Linked DNA regions of Mus musculus: region 2 is linked to region 1. Evidence: chromatin loops called from intact Hi-C (ENCODE). Cell type or tissue: left cerebral cortex. All regions are shown on one strand.

The links. Hi-C counts contacts between places; a loop is a spot of excess contacts. Peaks named below come from ENCODE experiments on the same cell type or tissue, not always from the same donor. Only the 100,000 strongest peaks of a DNase experiment are listed, where the experiment ranks them.
Region 2: it touches region 1 in a loop (8-fold over the local background); 3 of 42 quality-filtered maps call a loop at or near these places.

The regions. Positions count from the first base shown.
Region 1 is chr17:51,175,057-51,183,056 of GRCm38, reverse strand. Tbc1d5 (TBC1 domain family, member 5) reads left to right here and starts at 3,705. Exons shown (of 22, transcript NM_028162.4): 1 at 3,705-3,957. In left cerebral cortex, a CTCF peak has its summit at 115 (motif pointing right); DNase peaks (open chromatin) are centred at 139, 659, 3,711 and 4,387; H3K4me3 peaks cover 2,174 bases; H3K27ac peaks cover 2,868 bases.
Region 2 is chr17:51,775,822-51,783,821 of GRCm38, reverse strand. Satb1 (special AT-rich sequence binding protein 1) reads left to right here. Exons shown (of 11, transcript NM_009122.2): 7 at 756-1,210. Among named protein-coding and RNA genes, the nearest start is that of Satb1, 53 kb to the left of the region's middle. In left cerebral cortex, a CTCF peak has its summit at 5,730 (motif pointing right); DNase peaks (open chromatin) are centred at 3,580 and 5,780; H3K27ac peaks cover 296 bases.

The DNA of each region.
Region 1 (8,000 bases):
GCAGGAATAGAATGGGAGAAACATTGTAGGGTGGACATTTTTTTTTTAAAGCAAGTAATATAGAAAATGAACACATTGCTCCCTCTAGCATTCCCTGGATGAAAATGGAGTCACATGGCCACACCCAGCCACAAGGGGGAATAGAAAATGTAGCCTCCAGATGGATGGCTGTGTTCCCAGCTGAAACTCAATTCCAATGGAAGATGAGAAAAATAGATTTGGAAGAGAGGAGGAGCCAGAAGTCTATCACGCATAGGTATGCAGACACTACATACAAATTGATTTCTGGTTTCAGCATCTTTATTTTCATTTTCTTGGTAGGCATTCTAAAAAATAATGTCAATTTTATTTGCTATGACTAGAATGAGAGTTAAGATGTCTCTAGAGCCAAACCTTCGTCCTGTAGCTGCAGTGTGAGGGTGGGGCAGAGGATGAGATGAGGGTGTTTCGCCTCAGCTCCTCAGAGGAGGAAGAAAACCACGAGGGAGGAAACTGAGTGTACCAGATTTTATTGTAAAAACAGCAACAATGATAAAAGATTGAAAAAGAGAAAACTACAATCCTCTCACTTTCCAGTCGACAACGCCATACCACAGGACTTACATTTTATTACCACGTTAGGCCGCCTTAGGTGGGTGGAGTTGAATGTTCATAAAGACAGAGGCTTAGACAGCAGGTGGTGGGTGGCACATACCTTTAATCTCAACACTCTGATTCGGAGAGGCATGCAGGTCTCTATGAGTTTGAGGCCAGCGTGGTCGACAGAGTGAGTTCCAAGACAGCCAGTACTACACAGAGAAACCCTGTCTCAAAAAACCTAAAACCACCACCACAAAAAGAAAAGAAAAGAAAAGAAAAGAAAAGAAAAGAAAAGAAAAGAAAAGAAAGCCAGTTATAGTCAAGGGCTGGCCCTTGTGCTTCCAGTTGTGTCACCCAAGACAAAGAGTTCATTTAGATATTGCCACATTTATAACAATGCTGGGATGCTGTAACTCTTGAATTGTATTACAAGTAGCATAAGTGAATCCTATGGAATTCATCAGTTCAGTTTGTTTTTCTAAGGTTACTTTAAAACAAAACAAAACATTGGGAGACTGAACCTAAGGGGTTATTCTCCACCTTGTCGTAGTGCTCTATAGACTGAGCTCTTATAGACAGACTGTTTCTGAGGGGAGAAAGAACAAGTAGGAGAGAACTGGTTCCTTTGTTAAGTTACTGTTGTGATCTAAAGGATAGTGGAGCTGCATTTAGTGGGGTCAGGTGGGCCTGCCCATCTTGGAACAACCAGGACGCAGGTTGTGGGGAATGACTGGGCTGTTTCTCATATCTTCTTGCATTTTTGGTCACATAATATACTAGGCAAGCAGGGACCTAGCTGACTCTTCCTAGCATTTAAGTCCCCATCAAGACAGCGAACTAACTCTCAGGCCTGGAGACCTAATATTCTAGCTGGATTGGGCCATTCACTTGGCCAGAGGGCTGCCTGTAGAAGGGTGGACTCACCTTAAGTTAGAGAGATAGGTGGGGTTAATTATCTTTTCAATGAAATCCTGTCCTTTTTCCTACCTAGAATCCCAATCCCCTGTATAGGCTGCAGCTGTGTAGCTAGTTAAGTCAGACTACTTTTAGAATTTTTTCTGTCTCTTCCTAATCTTGTTTTCCTTAACACTCTGGGTTTTCTTTCTTTCTTTCTTTCTTTCTACCTCTCTCTCTCTCTCTCTCTCTCTCTCTCTCTCTCTCTCTCTCTCTCTCTCCCTCCCTCCCTCCCTCCCTCCCTCCCTCCCTCCCTCCCTCCCTCCCTCCCTCCCTCCCTCCCTCCCTCCCTCCCTTCTTTCTTTCTTTCTTTCTTTCTTTCTTTCTTTCTTTCTTTCTTTCTTTCTGTAAAGTCTCCTTCCATACCATGCAGTTGGTGGTTGGCCGTGTAGCTACCCTCTGTGCCAGCTTCAATGGTGTCTTAGGAGGCACCATGACCACGTCAACTCTTTGAAAAGAAAATAATAATTGGCAGCTTGCTTACAGTGTCAGTTTAGTCCATTATCATCATGGTGAGGAACCTGGAGACATGCAGGTAGACATGGTGCTGGAGAAGCAGCTGAAAACTACTCCTGATCTGTAGGCTGAGAGACTGGGCCCACTATGAGCTTTTGAGGTTTCAAAAGCTCACTTCCTTTGACAAGGCCACACCTTCAAATCCTTCTATCACTCTACTCTCTGGTGACTAACCATTCGAACACATGAGCCTACGGGGGCGATTTTTATTTAATCACCACAAATGGTATGGCTGCTTTCTGTCTTCTTTTATCCATCTCTGAGAAGCAGCTGAGCTTTATAGTCTTCAGAGATGTTCTTTTCATCTCTAATGAAATTGCCCTTCGGTCCCTTCTTAAATTATGCTATTTATGAGACTAAGCGTCCCAAGAGGGGATAGAGATTTCTCCTGTCATTTGGTGACCACACTGAAGGACCTCTACAGTCCCAGTAACACCAGCATAGTCAGTACTTCAGGAAGGAGATGAGGGTCTGCGGTGAGATATTTCGGTGCCGGAGAACAAAGTCCACTATACATTGTAGAATACCAGTCATGTGGCTGACTGCTGTATTGCTAGCTGGGAGAGCAATATCCAAATACAGCATGATGCATCTTCCTATTTCTTAGGATTCTGTTCATGAGACTAATGTAATCATGAGTTTAGCCAGAACTTTTAATAGCTTACTCTATTCAACCTGTTCAATTTCTGCTACAGTGAGAAGGGCATTAGAAAAAAGAGAATCACTGTGTTAAGTGTGGTATGCCTTCCTTGGAAGCTAGCTAACTTTCTGACCTCTGTTTTGGTTTCCATAATCTGAACATAACAACTGATTTTTTTTTTTTTTGCGCTATTTGTAAAGACAGATTAATAAGAGATCTCTCTTTCTCTCTCTCCAACTCAGATGAGCTATTTACCACTTTCTTATTGAAGAAGAAAATACCAGCCTCCCATTGCTGGAGGTTAAATGCAACTTTAAGTCAGGATTAAGCAGGGGCATAGGGCGGTAAAACCAGGGTCTAGTCATTTGCCAAAATTGTCATTCATTAGATTAACTATCTAATGACTAGTCATTAGTCTAGATTCGAGGTCTGAGAAGATAAAACCTGTGTGTTTTTACAGGTGTGGGGTTGCTAAAAAAACAAAACAAAAAACAGCACCTCTCTGGATTCATACAAAGAAGGTCTTCACAAAGAGGTAGTGAGTCCCTACAAAATTGGGTGGCACGACCTATCTGTCATCAGTCTGTACAGCTGTAGACCAAGGATGAAGGGAAGGCCATTTACAGGAGACAAGGAAATTGTGCGATCCGAGGCAGGAGTGCCAGATTCTTAGGACGTTCCCAGGCCTGACTTATCTCCTCGATGCCAGTCCCACCCTGGGAAGCTGGTGGCAAGTGGGGGACCTCGGGTTGTGGCAGAAGGCCGGCTCCCACTGTAGGGAGGCCCCGCGCGCATGCGCATCGGCATGGCCCAGGCAGCTCCATTGGTCTCGGGCGTCCCCTTTTCCCTCTTCACCCCGACCTATCCCCCAAGACACCAGGCTCCCAGAGCGCGGGTCACCCGCGGCTCACCCGCTGGCTCGTCCCAGGCCCGGGCGCGCGCCTGCGCACGGGTCCCCGGGCGCGCGGGGTTACTAGAGGTGGAGCGCCGGGAGGGCGCGCAGCAGGAGGCGGACGCCGTTACGGAGGGAGCGTGGTCACGTGGCCGCTGGTCACCGCCGCCACCTCCCGCCCCATTCTCTTGCTGGTCGGGCCAGGCCCGGCGTGTTCCACGAGAGCCCGGCAGACTGACGGGGAGAGAGAGAGAGAGAGCGAGAGAGCGAGATAAAGAGAGGAGAGAGACAGAGAGACTGACAGAGAGAGAGAGAGAGAGAAAGGAGGGGAGGAGGATTCAGGGAATAGGAGCTGGGGAGCCCTGCTGCGCTACAGGTAAAAAAATAACATAACGATGCTAACGGTGAAAAAGCGCCTCGCCTCCCCCGTCAGCCTCCCCGGGCAGCTGCACAGCCGTCGCTCCCTCCCCGGCCTCCCCTCAGCCTCGCTGGGCCCCGTCCCGCCGCCAGGGAAGGCCCGAGCCGCCGGCCGCGGCTTGCGCGCGGGCTGGGAAGGGAGGCGGGCTGGGGCTCGGTCCGCTGCGGGCCGGCGGGCGAGCGGGCGGAAGGGCGAGCGCGCACACGGGCGAGGCAGCCTCTCTCAGCCCGCTCGTCCCAGTCCCCGTCCCCGTTCGGTCCTCGCTCCCGGACGAGCTCGGGAAGCAGCTACCGGGCATTGCCGAGCTGCTCAGCCAGCTCTACTTCCTCTTTGGCCGGTTCCCTGTTTCTTTCAGCCCTGGGCTGCACGTTTCCTTCCCAGGCCGGAAGTCAGGCGGCTGGAGCCCGGAGCCGAGCAGCCTCGGAGGAGAGAAACCCTCTCCTGCCTTAATTTGCCTTAGTGCTACTTAAGTTAGTCACGCCGGCATCTGTCAGTTCGAGGCCTGGCAGGACCCGAGGAGAACGACTTGGGAGAGTTCCCCCTGCCCCCTCTGTTTTCCTGGAAATGTACTGTTCTTCCAATACATTCTGTGCAGATATGCGACCTAGAGTTTGGTCACTCCTAGTTACTAATAGTTTCAGGACGACTTACTAACCAATTCAGCGCTTGAGAATGGTAACAGCTTTTGAAGGTTACATCTTTTATAACCCTTCAACTTCCACCCCCCCCCCCCCATCACTTTCTGCAGAGTCCCCATTTCTCAATTCTGAACTGGACTGAAACTTTACTATGCAGGTTACATGCTAAACTGCCTGAGGTGGATTGTGCTGAAATGCTAGGGCTTTTGTACGCGTAGTCCATCACAGTGTAGTCCACAAACCACCTCTTATTAGTGTGCTGTGGCACAGGATGCACTATTGGAAAAGAACTCTTGGAATACAGTGGGAAAGAAACTCACTTTTCCGTTATGCGTCTTTGGTTCAGTTCTATTTCCAGGACTTCCTTGGTGTCCGAAATAGAATGGAAAGGGCAGCTGCAGTGGGATAGAGAGCGTTGATCAAACCTGAGTCCCTGGGGGTTGGGTTCTTGTTAAAAATGTGATAGGAATTCAGTGGATGTGGTAACTGATACAACTTGTTATTCTGCATTTCTCACGTGGTGATGGACAAGACCTTGTTCAATACAAAAGGTGTAAATATCTTCTGTGTATAGAAATGAAGTTACGTGTCTGTGAAGGACGGACACACACACACACACACACACACACACACACACCCCTTGGAATGAAGAGGTGGCCTGATAGGAAAGTTCAGTGTCAGGGTGCACTAATAAAGTTTGCTTGGGGGAAGTAGAGTGAACCAACGCTGGATTCCAGGAGAAGGAAAAGAAGTACAAATTGTGTGCTCTGTATGCTGTGTGGTGCCTGCACCACATTTTTGTTTTATTTATTTATTTATTTATTTATTTATTTATTTTTGTTAAAATGGTTTGGCGTACTTCTTAAAAGACTCGCTTCCCAGTTCATTGAGTTTTTATTAAGGCATAGGCTCGGAATCTTGGGTTCGTGTGTAATGCTGGTTGAAAGTTTCTTCGATTGGCAAAATCATTGTGTCTGATATCTTCAAGTGTAGCCTCAGTTGGGCAGTGTGTTCTTGGTATTTGAAGCACATATTTTAAACAGTTGAGAGCCACACAAAGGGTGTCCTACCTGGATTTGTTTTTTTTTTTTCCTTCATGTAATTTTTATAATGTAAATGAAAGAGTTTAAAGTATTCCATGTACTTCTTCTGGTTTTCATACATAAAAATGGTTGTCCTTTTACTTCTACGGTACAAGGAATTGAACGTAGAGCCCTTTACAGGCTAAGTAGTTAAGTTCTAAAGAGCTTTATGAAAGTCTTTATGGAAGTCTAATAGCAGCTACTTCTAGTCCCATAAGTTTTATAATCTTAATTTTAGTTATTACTTTACCTTGCTTCTTTATATCCTAAAATACATTACACATCTTAACTCACTTTATTGTTACAACTTTTAAGCAAACAGAAACTGGATGGATAAATCACATTCCTGATTGACATAGCTAATACTAATTTGGGATTCTGATTGGCTGACTTATGAATCCTTGCAAATCTTAATTATCTTGTATAACTTCCTTTTTATTATTATTATTATTATTAATTATTATTTAGAAGTAAAGGGATGAATTTTTGTAGTGTTGCTGTTTAGGAGCTTTATTTTCATTTTAAGAATTAAAATGTCCCCTTGTTAATACCCTGTGCCTGGTGCTTCTGCTCTTCCTGAGTGAGCTGCGTAAGACACACCTGTAAAGTTGTATTCTGCTCGCACTTGTTCACACGTTTGGCTGTCCCAATCTCTTCACTGCTAAATGTAAACTGTGTCTTCTTTGCTTTGACTTGGAAGGCCTTTCCTGGCCCACCTATGTCTGCCCTCCCTTCACCTTCATGCATATTTTATACGGAAGGCTTTTTCCTATTCTTCTATCCCAATGCCTAGTTTTGATAAAATTTCTTTGTATTTGTCGTTTTACACTTGTTTTCTTATTATTTAGGTTTAGAACTTAATCAAATTCCTGGCCCTCTATTTGGCTAGTAAGGGCAATAAAAACTAGCCACTGAAAAAGTAGGAAGGGCAACCCATAAATAAAGGACTATATTTTAAGTTGAATAGTATATGTTTTACTGCAAATTAATATATCACCTTCCCTGACTTCTCTCTGTGTGTCTTCCTCTGTGTCGGTGTGAATAGTGGGGCTTTACTGTCTGTTTAGGCAGTTCTTTCCATATGGATAGATCAGTAGGATAGTAGTATGGTATGCTGTGTGGTCTGAAACTTGAGAAATTATTATTGCTTGTAGGATTTTTTCACCATCTCTTTATAGTTTTAGTGTAATTCTTTTGTAAAACCAATACTATTTATTTTGGGGGAGGGTGAAGTTTTATTGTCATATTCCGTAATACCATTAACATATTTAGGTCAAACAAAAGCTATTAAAATTATACTATGTCAGAAATAGACCTTTCTAATTAGTCTTGACTGGTTATGTAGAATAATGACATTTAGAAGTGTTCCTACGTCATTTTGTTATGGTGTACTGCTGAGAAAACATCCTATTTTTGACACATACTAAGTAATATCTTGGAACTTTAGTGGAAAAACAGTATTTTCTCATTAGTGTCAGAAACACTGTCACTCTTATCTCTTTTTAACACTGCCACTGCATTATCTTTTTATAATACAGGTGATCTTAGAGAAATCTGTATAAAACTTTTATATGAAACATTGTAGTACTTTGTGTGTTGAGCAATAATCCATTATAAAATCAGTTTAGTCAGTTTTAGAAGTCATTGCAGTATTTAATTACTGAAGAATTTCAGGACAACACATCTTTTCTTTATATGTATACACACACACACACACACACACACACATATATGTATGTATATATATATGTATATATACACACACACATGTTTTATATATATATGTGTGTGTTTTGTTTTTTTTTTTTTTTTTTTTTTTTTGCCTCTGGCCTGGCTGACAGTGGCTGCCTTTAACCCTAGCACTTGGGAGGCAGAGACAAACTAATCTTCGTGAAAACAGTGTGGTCTACATTATGAGTTCCAGGCCACTCAGGACTATATAGTGAAACCCTGTCTCATTAAAAAAAAAAAAAGCAGCATCAGAAGATGGCAAGATGACAATCTACCAATTATTGTGGATACTGTTGTAATCATGCCTTTGTGATTAGAGGGAAAGCATCTGTAGTTTCCATGTTTTAGTCTGTATGGATGAAAAAACAGGAAGTTTTGTGATTAGACATTGCAGATTTTCATAATTTGTTGAGCCTTTTCTTGTGTCTATATGAGTTCATTATTCTATCTTCACTTCATTTGTAAATGACTACAAAATAGCCTAATTAAACATTGGAAATTATTTAGTTGGTACAGTTTGTTTGAGATACTGAAAGTCTGAAAATGGTGG
Region 2 (8,000 bases), 600 kb before region 1:
CCAGCTCTTCCGCCCATCTCATTACACCCTATCAGATAGCCTGCTTCCTCCTTTTGTCTGGATTGCTAGAGTTAACATAATAAGGAAGAACTTGTAATTTTCTCACTAGTTTTTTTTTTTGTAATCATAGTTTATTTGCTTTTAGTTTAGCTCATGGTTTCTAGTTGCCATTCAGCAAGCAGTATATTTAAGGCCAGCTTAAAAGAAGCAACCATTGCTTTTGAGCCCTCTCTTGCTTAGAACTGAAAACCAGTAATAGTTTGACCCTAAAGCAAACATAAAAAAACAAAAAGTGTGTAGACAGTAGCTTTTATGCCTTAAATCAGTGGTTTTCAACCTTCCTAATGGTGAGACCCTTTAACACAGTTACTCAGGACATGGTGACCCCAACCATAAAATTATTCCTGTTGCTACTTCATAACTGTAAATTTACAGTGTTATGAATTCCAATGTAAGTATTTTTGGAGACAGAGGTTTGCCGGAGGAGTCTCGACCCACAGGTTGAGAACCGCTGCCTTAACTCTAAGCCACATTTCAAAACAAGATCTGGAAGGTTGTCCTGCACGCAGAGTGTGTTCAGTTGTCTGTTGAGAAAACCAGCCATGACCTTACTGTAAGTGAGACGCTGGACCTTGGCATCTTACCCTTCAGTATGCCCTTTGCCCGCTGTCTTCTTTATAGGTTTGTAAATTAGAAATGATCAGAAATTTTCTTCATCGCTGTCTGACCTTGTTTCTTCTTTTTGTCTACTTTAGTTGAGATGGATAGTCTGTCTGAACTATCCCAGCAAGGTGCCAACCACGTCAATTTTGGCCAGCAGCCTGTCCCAGGAAACACAGCTGAGCAGCCTCCATCCCCTGCGCAGCTCTCTCACGGCAGTCAGCCCTCTGTCCGGACCCCTCTTCCGAACCTGCACCCTGGGCTTGTGTCAACACCGATCAGTCCTCAGCTGGTCAACCAACAGCTGGTGATGGCTCAGTTGCTGAACCAGCAGTATGCAGTGAACAGACTCTTAGCCCAGCAGTCCTTAAACCAACAGTACTTGAACCACCCTCCCCCTGTCAGTAGGTCTATGAACAAGCCTTTGGAGCAGCAAGTTTCCACAAACACGGAGGTCTCTTCTGAAATCTACCAGTGGGTGCGGGATGAACTGAAACGAGCCGGAATCTCACAGGCAGTATTTGCACGCGTGGCTTTTAACCGAACTCAGGTCAGTTGTGTTCCTTGTTCTGCCTCTCTCTTCCCTCCCTTGCTTCGTTCCTGAACCCTGTCCATGCTGGTGTTTGTGTTTATTCCCTGGCTTAACTTCCCTTAACATGGGATCACGTTGCCTGTTGCTGTGGTGCCCAAATCCAGTCTGTTCTTTCCCTATGCCGCTCCACTTTCAGGGGCAGACGACTGGCATTGTCTGTCCTCATCCTGTAGAACAGTAAGCCCTACTGATGGATGGTAAAGACGTGTCTAGTGTCCGGTGTCCTTTTCCATGTTTCTGTTCGTATCAACTTAAATACAATAATGTGCTTTGTTGACGTTCTTCAACTTCTGTTTTGAAACTATACGGCTTGCTTACTAGTGACTCCCAGCATTTAGTTCTCTGCAGCCATTTCTTGGCTTGTCTTCCTTCACCCATGATTTATTCACGTTCTTCCATACCTCACTCCTTTGTTTTCCCCCATTTTTGTAGTAGAGTTATATGCATTGTACAAAGTGCGGTTTCTCACGGCATGTTGTGTGGATCGATCACACTCCTCACATCCTCTCCTGCTGGTGCCCCCTTTTTCCAGAGTCCCAGGATTTTTTTCTTTCTTTTCTTCCTTCTTTCTCCCTTTCTTCTTTCCTTCCTTTTTTATTAAATCTACATAGTAAATATTTGAAAGCCATAAACTCTCTTATCACACTGTAGACCTCTAAGCACTGGACAGTGGATGGGTGGGTGTGGCTTCGTGGTATTCCACTCCTATCTATCCTACAGACCTTGCCTGGTTGGCCTATAGGCATGAGGATGAATATTCAATTTAGATTTTTCCCAGAGGCCTACAAATGCCCCTCCCTGTTTATACCTTTTCTCTCCTGGGCCAAATTCCTGTGAGACATAATCTCTGTAAGAGTAGTATCTTTTATCTTTAGTGTTTATAATTTTGTATATGTTTAGATGCTAATAGAATGTAGATGGTGTTTATTTTTAGCCAAGCCACAGGACAATAAGAACATTTAACTTGGAGGACATAATGTCCTTTCAGTTTTCTTGTTCTTATTTTCTTTCTTTCGTTTTGTTTTTTGTTTGTTCTTTGCTTAACTCATTGTCATCTTTAAAGTTATTTTGCTTATTACACAATTATAAGAATAATTCTTGGTACAAAAATAATGCAGTATTAATTCCTTGTTAGCCGAGTTCCTGAACCTTGGTGAGTGCCAGCTGTGGCTCTTGTTTGGCTGGTCCCGACTGGCTCTAGGTTCCAAAGGCCTGGTGAGGCCTTCCCAGTCCTTCCTTCCTCCAGGTTCCCCCAGCTGCTTGTCTGTTCCTCATTGTTCTGATTTTAGAAGGATGGCTTTTATACCCGGTTATGGCTTAGGTTAAAACTTTGTATCATTTTTACCAAGACCCATGTTTTTACAGCTTTAAACCTGTATTTATTATTAGCTAGTAAGGTTAATATGACCCTTTAATTCCCTTGTGGGGAGGGCAATAATTCTAAAAAATCAGCGAATCAAAAGTCACTGTCTAGAAATTCTGATTTGCTGTAGCGTTCTTTATTTTGCAAATACAGTAATTACTACTAATGCTTAGTACTGGGGCCCAAACTGGGATTCTACAATAAAGTCAGATAATGTTTGTTGAATTCAATTAAAAGCCTTCAGACAAAGACAGCCTTGACACAGACACAGATTATAGATTTACTGATAAGCCCTTGAACAATTGAGCAAATACTTGTATACTGAAGCACAAAGGGTATGGCCCGTGTGTGTCTTGTAGGGGTGGGGTCAGCACAGTTTCTAGCTGTGACAGTGAAATGCTGACTGTCTTGGGTTCTTACATAGAACATTTGTGGCTTTCTGTAGGATTTATTATAGTAAGTGGCCTCTTTTCATATGAATTAGCACCTTTAAAAAGGTGGCTCTCTGTGGTTTATATGAAGAGCAGAGAGTTTATTCTTCTGAGCATTGACAACATGGTATAATTTCATCCAGATAACACTTTTTAAATGGGCAATTTTGAAAACAAAACAGAATTATTTGGAACCCTGGGCTTATCAATAAATAGGTTTAATTTTAAATCTTTATGTATTGATGATTGGTATTTTTCAGTGGAAAGAGCCTTGTTTGGATTTTTTTTTAATATGAATTGTTTCCTGTGGATATTTAAATGTTTATCGAGAGCCAGCTTTTGCACACACAAGCATGTATGTATCTTTCAGTGGTCATACTTAAAAAAAAAAAATCACACGCACGCGCCCACACGCAGCTGCATTTAGTTCAGTGATTATACATTCATATGAATGCATGTAGTGTGTTTATTTCAGAGTGTATGCATTTCAATAAAAGCAGGTGCAGAGTGAGAGTAGGGTGTGAGCGTGCAGTACGAAAATACACATGCTGATGCATATGTAGCGAGAGAGCTCTGCAGTTGGACTGCACATCTCAAGTTGGTGTGTGCTCACTGCAGCTCCCTTGCAACCCGGCTGGGTTCAAACAGTACTGTTAAAAGCTGTGGGTAAAAAAGGCAAAGTTCCGATACGGGTAGGGAGAGGCCCTACACCCTGCCCAGGGTTCGGTAAAACATTGGTGTAGTAGGCGGCACGGTTAGGAATGGAGAATTGGTTTAGTCATTGACAACTTTAAAAATCCTGGATTTCCTGTTTTAGCGCTTGAGCCTCTCCTCATCATGTTAATAGGGCTTCCCAGACTAAACCTTAATCCCCCCAAGACTGTCACATACAATGTTGAACAGGAAGCCTACCATTTCTGAAAAGTTAAGGTGAAATTTATATAATGACTTGTTTAAAGGAATCCTCCCTTTCTGAATGATAGGCATATGTTATTTAATCGCTACTGAAGATAGTAGCTTTTAGCATATGCCATCCATTCAGTTCTGTCTACGTGATATCTTTTTAATGGAAATCTATGGCCAGAAGTGAACGCCAGTGCTTCAAAACTTAACAGTTTTAAATTCACCTCTCTCTGATACTGTCATTTAAAGGCTGTGATACAAGAAGATGTATTTCTTTAAAATTTTAAATAAAACCCAGAGATTAACTCTGATCCTGCACAGTGGCTTCCCCCACCTCTTTTCTCTCCTTTCTGCCTTTGGCACACTTTATTTTCCAGTAAAATAAAGAATTAAGATGGATTATTCAAAACTGATAACAGTAATGGACCATCCTGTAATGTTTTATTGAATTTGAGTTCTGTGAATTATGTGGTGGAGAGAAAGAAATTCACCTGCTTTAAGTATAACAGAAATCACTACTGTCTTCCTATCATTCTTCAGGGTAATTTAAGAAAAGTCCACTCTCCATATCACAGTTGGATAATAGGTAGAAAGGTGCCATTATCTGGTGTGACAGCTCTTGATGAGCCTACCAAGGAACACAGATGAATGCATCTCCTTACAGCTTGCTTGGCGTGAGGCCATGAGCAGGTGGAGCTTGAAAATAGTCTTTCACCTGGACACATGACCAAGAACTCACCAAACAGGCCAGTAGCCTGGAGAATATTCTGTCTTTCTCTTAGGAGGGAGGGCGGGTTCCTGAAATCTTTTTTTTTTTTTTTCCCTAAGAGCTTTGAAGTTCCACAGAGCTGATAAAATCTATTTTAATCAGTGATTATGTTCAAAGAGGAGACAAACTGGAGGCCAGACAGGCTTTTTGTTCAGATTGGCCGTCCCTTTAACTTATCTGCTGTTTTAAAGAATTTATAATGAGCCTTTGGAAGGACTGATAATATTTATTGGAGGTTTTCTTTCTTTTGCAATCAGTAATGAATTTTACTTGTAATAACTTGTGTAACTCTTTGTCGGAATGTAAAATAGAAAGGTTTAGGAATTTATCAGTAAATGTATTCTTTAATTGAAAAACATCAGGGCTCTCCGTTAGCCACTAAGTAATGACAGAGTAGAATAATTTTATGTTTTCATACATACAACACAAATCTAATTATTTGTACGATCTGACCACCCAGTGAACGCCAGATTCTTATTTCTAGTGAGAATAATATTTGTGACGTGTTGGGAACCCCCTTCATAACATGCACGTCTTTTGTTTCACTTCTTTTTAGAAACAAGATTACTGATTTTACCTAATTTAGTTCAGTGACTTTATTGAAGCACCTATGGGACACAGATTGGCTGTACTTTAATTGGGTACCTCAGCTGGTACTGTAATGTGACAGGGTGTGTGGTCTTTCCGTACTGTTTCTTTAGTATGCTAGATTGTTGGTAATGATGTCTGGATCAGTCAGTCATGAGAAATTAATACTAATGACCTTAACCTTCCCTGGCAAGACTGCACTATATCTGACCTATATCACCTGGGAAAAGGGACCACATAGACACTGAATTCATCAGCCATTCGAACTACAACTGGAACAGGACCCAGACTTTCACTCTAGTGCCTGCATCCTAACAGCTGCCATTTGCATCCAGATTATTCTACATTGCTCTTAAGTCATTTTTAAAAATTAACACTAAATCATATGATTTCTAACAATATTTTTCAGGCATTTCCACCAGGGGGCACTCCCCTCATTGAAAGCTCTGGGCCAAAAAGAAAAAAAAAAAGTTTGTGAAACAGTAGATTGTCTGAAACAGTAGATTGTCTGAAACAGTAGATTTTCTGTCTCCACTGGCTGCTATGGAGCTCCTTGAATGTCTGGGGTTGGGAACACTGTCTTGGCACACTCCAGGCAGGACACCTGCCTTCACTCAAAGCTATGGTTACATTTGGGGAAAGGGCCCCTCAGAGGCAACGCTTCTCTGCTTAAATGGGAAGGTTTGCTGACTTCAGATTCTCACCCAAGTGGTGATGTCTTCTGGCTGAGCCACACCCCTGGTGAGTCTTCTGTTAACAAGACTTGAAGGAAAATGTTTCTGTGTTCTGTTTTGTTTTTTCTGACAGGTTTGGCTTACTCACTATACTTCTGCTGTGGAATATTCTTAATAGACATATATAAAATATTACTTTGTCATTTTGAGATTGTTAGATGTCTAATATCAAGTGCTCTGATGTACAAAAAAAATTAAATATTATACCCTAAATATTTATAGGGTATCTTTTGCCCTGATTTGTTTTCTAATTTACTGACTAGTTAGTAACACTGTGCAGATTGGCATTTCACAGAGCAAAGCCACTACTGAGTGCCTTGGCTGAAAGAGCCCATGGCCTTGGTTCTTTAGTAACAGTAGTCTTAGCTGATAATGACCATTTCAATATATTCTAGTGTTCCCTTTTTCATCTCTGCAGTCTATATACACATAATTACTTTAGTACTTATCAACAACTTTTAAGCATAAGGCATTGAGTTAGACAGACAAAATTAACTATACTATTATCCTTGAGGATTTCATGACATTTTCTATATTATATGTATTCCTATGCAATTGCTATATATTGCTTTACCAGCCATGTTTTTGTCTGTTCCATGTATGTATGTATGTTTTTGAGACGAGGTCTTACTGTGTAGTCTGACTGGCCTCAAAAGCATGATCTTACAGTTTTAGCCTTCTTGGTGCTGGAACTACAGGCATGGTATCATGCCTTGTTTTCAAGTAGTTTTTGTTTGTCCGTTTTTTAAGTATGTAACATTTTGTGGGAACAGTGGCATAGACTTTCAGTGTGATGTGTCTTGTTTCTTTTTATAAGACACATCAGAAATAGTCTAATCAGTTGTCCTAGTGCAGGTTAAAGAGTGGGATGGCTGACTGCCTGTTTGAATCTGAGGTCAGTTGACAGGATGTTTGGTTGTCAGTAGACAGAGTTGCAGTTACTAGTTAGTCTCATGGCCAAAAGGACAAATGCCTCAATTCTTAAGGAACATTTCTTATGAAAGTCCAGACATAAATCCAGGCTTTGGTTGCAGTAGACCAACTGTGAGATTTATTTGTGACTAACTCAGTTCCCCAGAGCTTGGTGGACATTTCTTCCCTCCTTAAGAAGCTGCTTATAAATCAAATGATGTATTTTAAAGGGACAGTGTTCTTATCTGTAATAAGTACTGTATCAGTATATCAGGCAGCATGATGCACTGATGAGAAATTGAAAGGATCTCCAAGAGTTAAAATTTTGGGGAGTCTATTTTACCTTCTCTCACTCAAATATACATTTTTTGACCATTTCTTTAGGGTTTGGGTAGAGGTAGATTTCAAATTGTGCAAAAATCTGGATGTAATTCTACTACTATCACGATAACTGATGTAACTATACTATGATAATATGTCTAAGTAAAGAAAGCAGGCTACAGATTGACGATGACTTCTAAGTCTTATTATCCTGGAGACAGCGCAGCCTTTGCTGTTCTTGGACTTCATACTCTTCAGATACATCAGAAGGAAATCACCCATTTAAATAATAAATTCCCCCCCAAAGAAAAACAAACATATTGTAATACTGAGTTATTGAGGGAAGAAAAACACCTTAAGAGAAGATTCTAGAAGTTTGTAAGTTTCTGCTGTTGCTAATAGTGACTTTTAGTTTGATGATACTCTTTTCAATATGTCAAATTCTGGGATAGATTTTTACAGTGTGGAAGAGTAGTTAATTATTTCAGGTGTGATCTGTGGTTTCTGACGTGCGAAGTTTCCAACCTGTTACCTATCGGTATAGCATAGAAAGTTTTACAGTTTCCCATGGCAGTCCATTTCCCTTTAAACAGCAACTTAATGACTACCTGTGACACTTTGTAAATTGAAAATTAAGGAACGACAAAATATCATCTATATAGACAAAAGTTTGAGTGGTCTTCATTGTGCTGCAGCTTGTTTTCTGGTATCTGCCTCAAATGCTTGG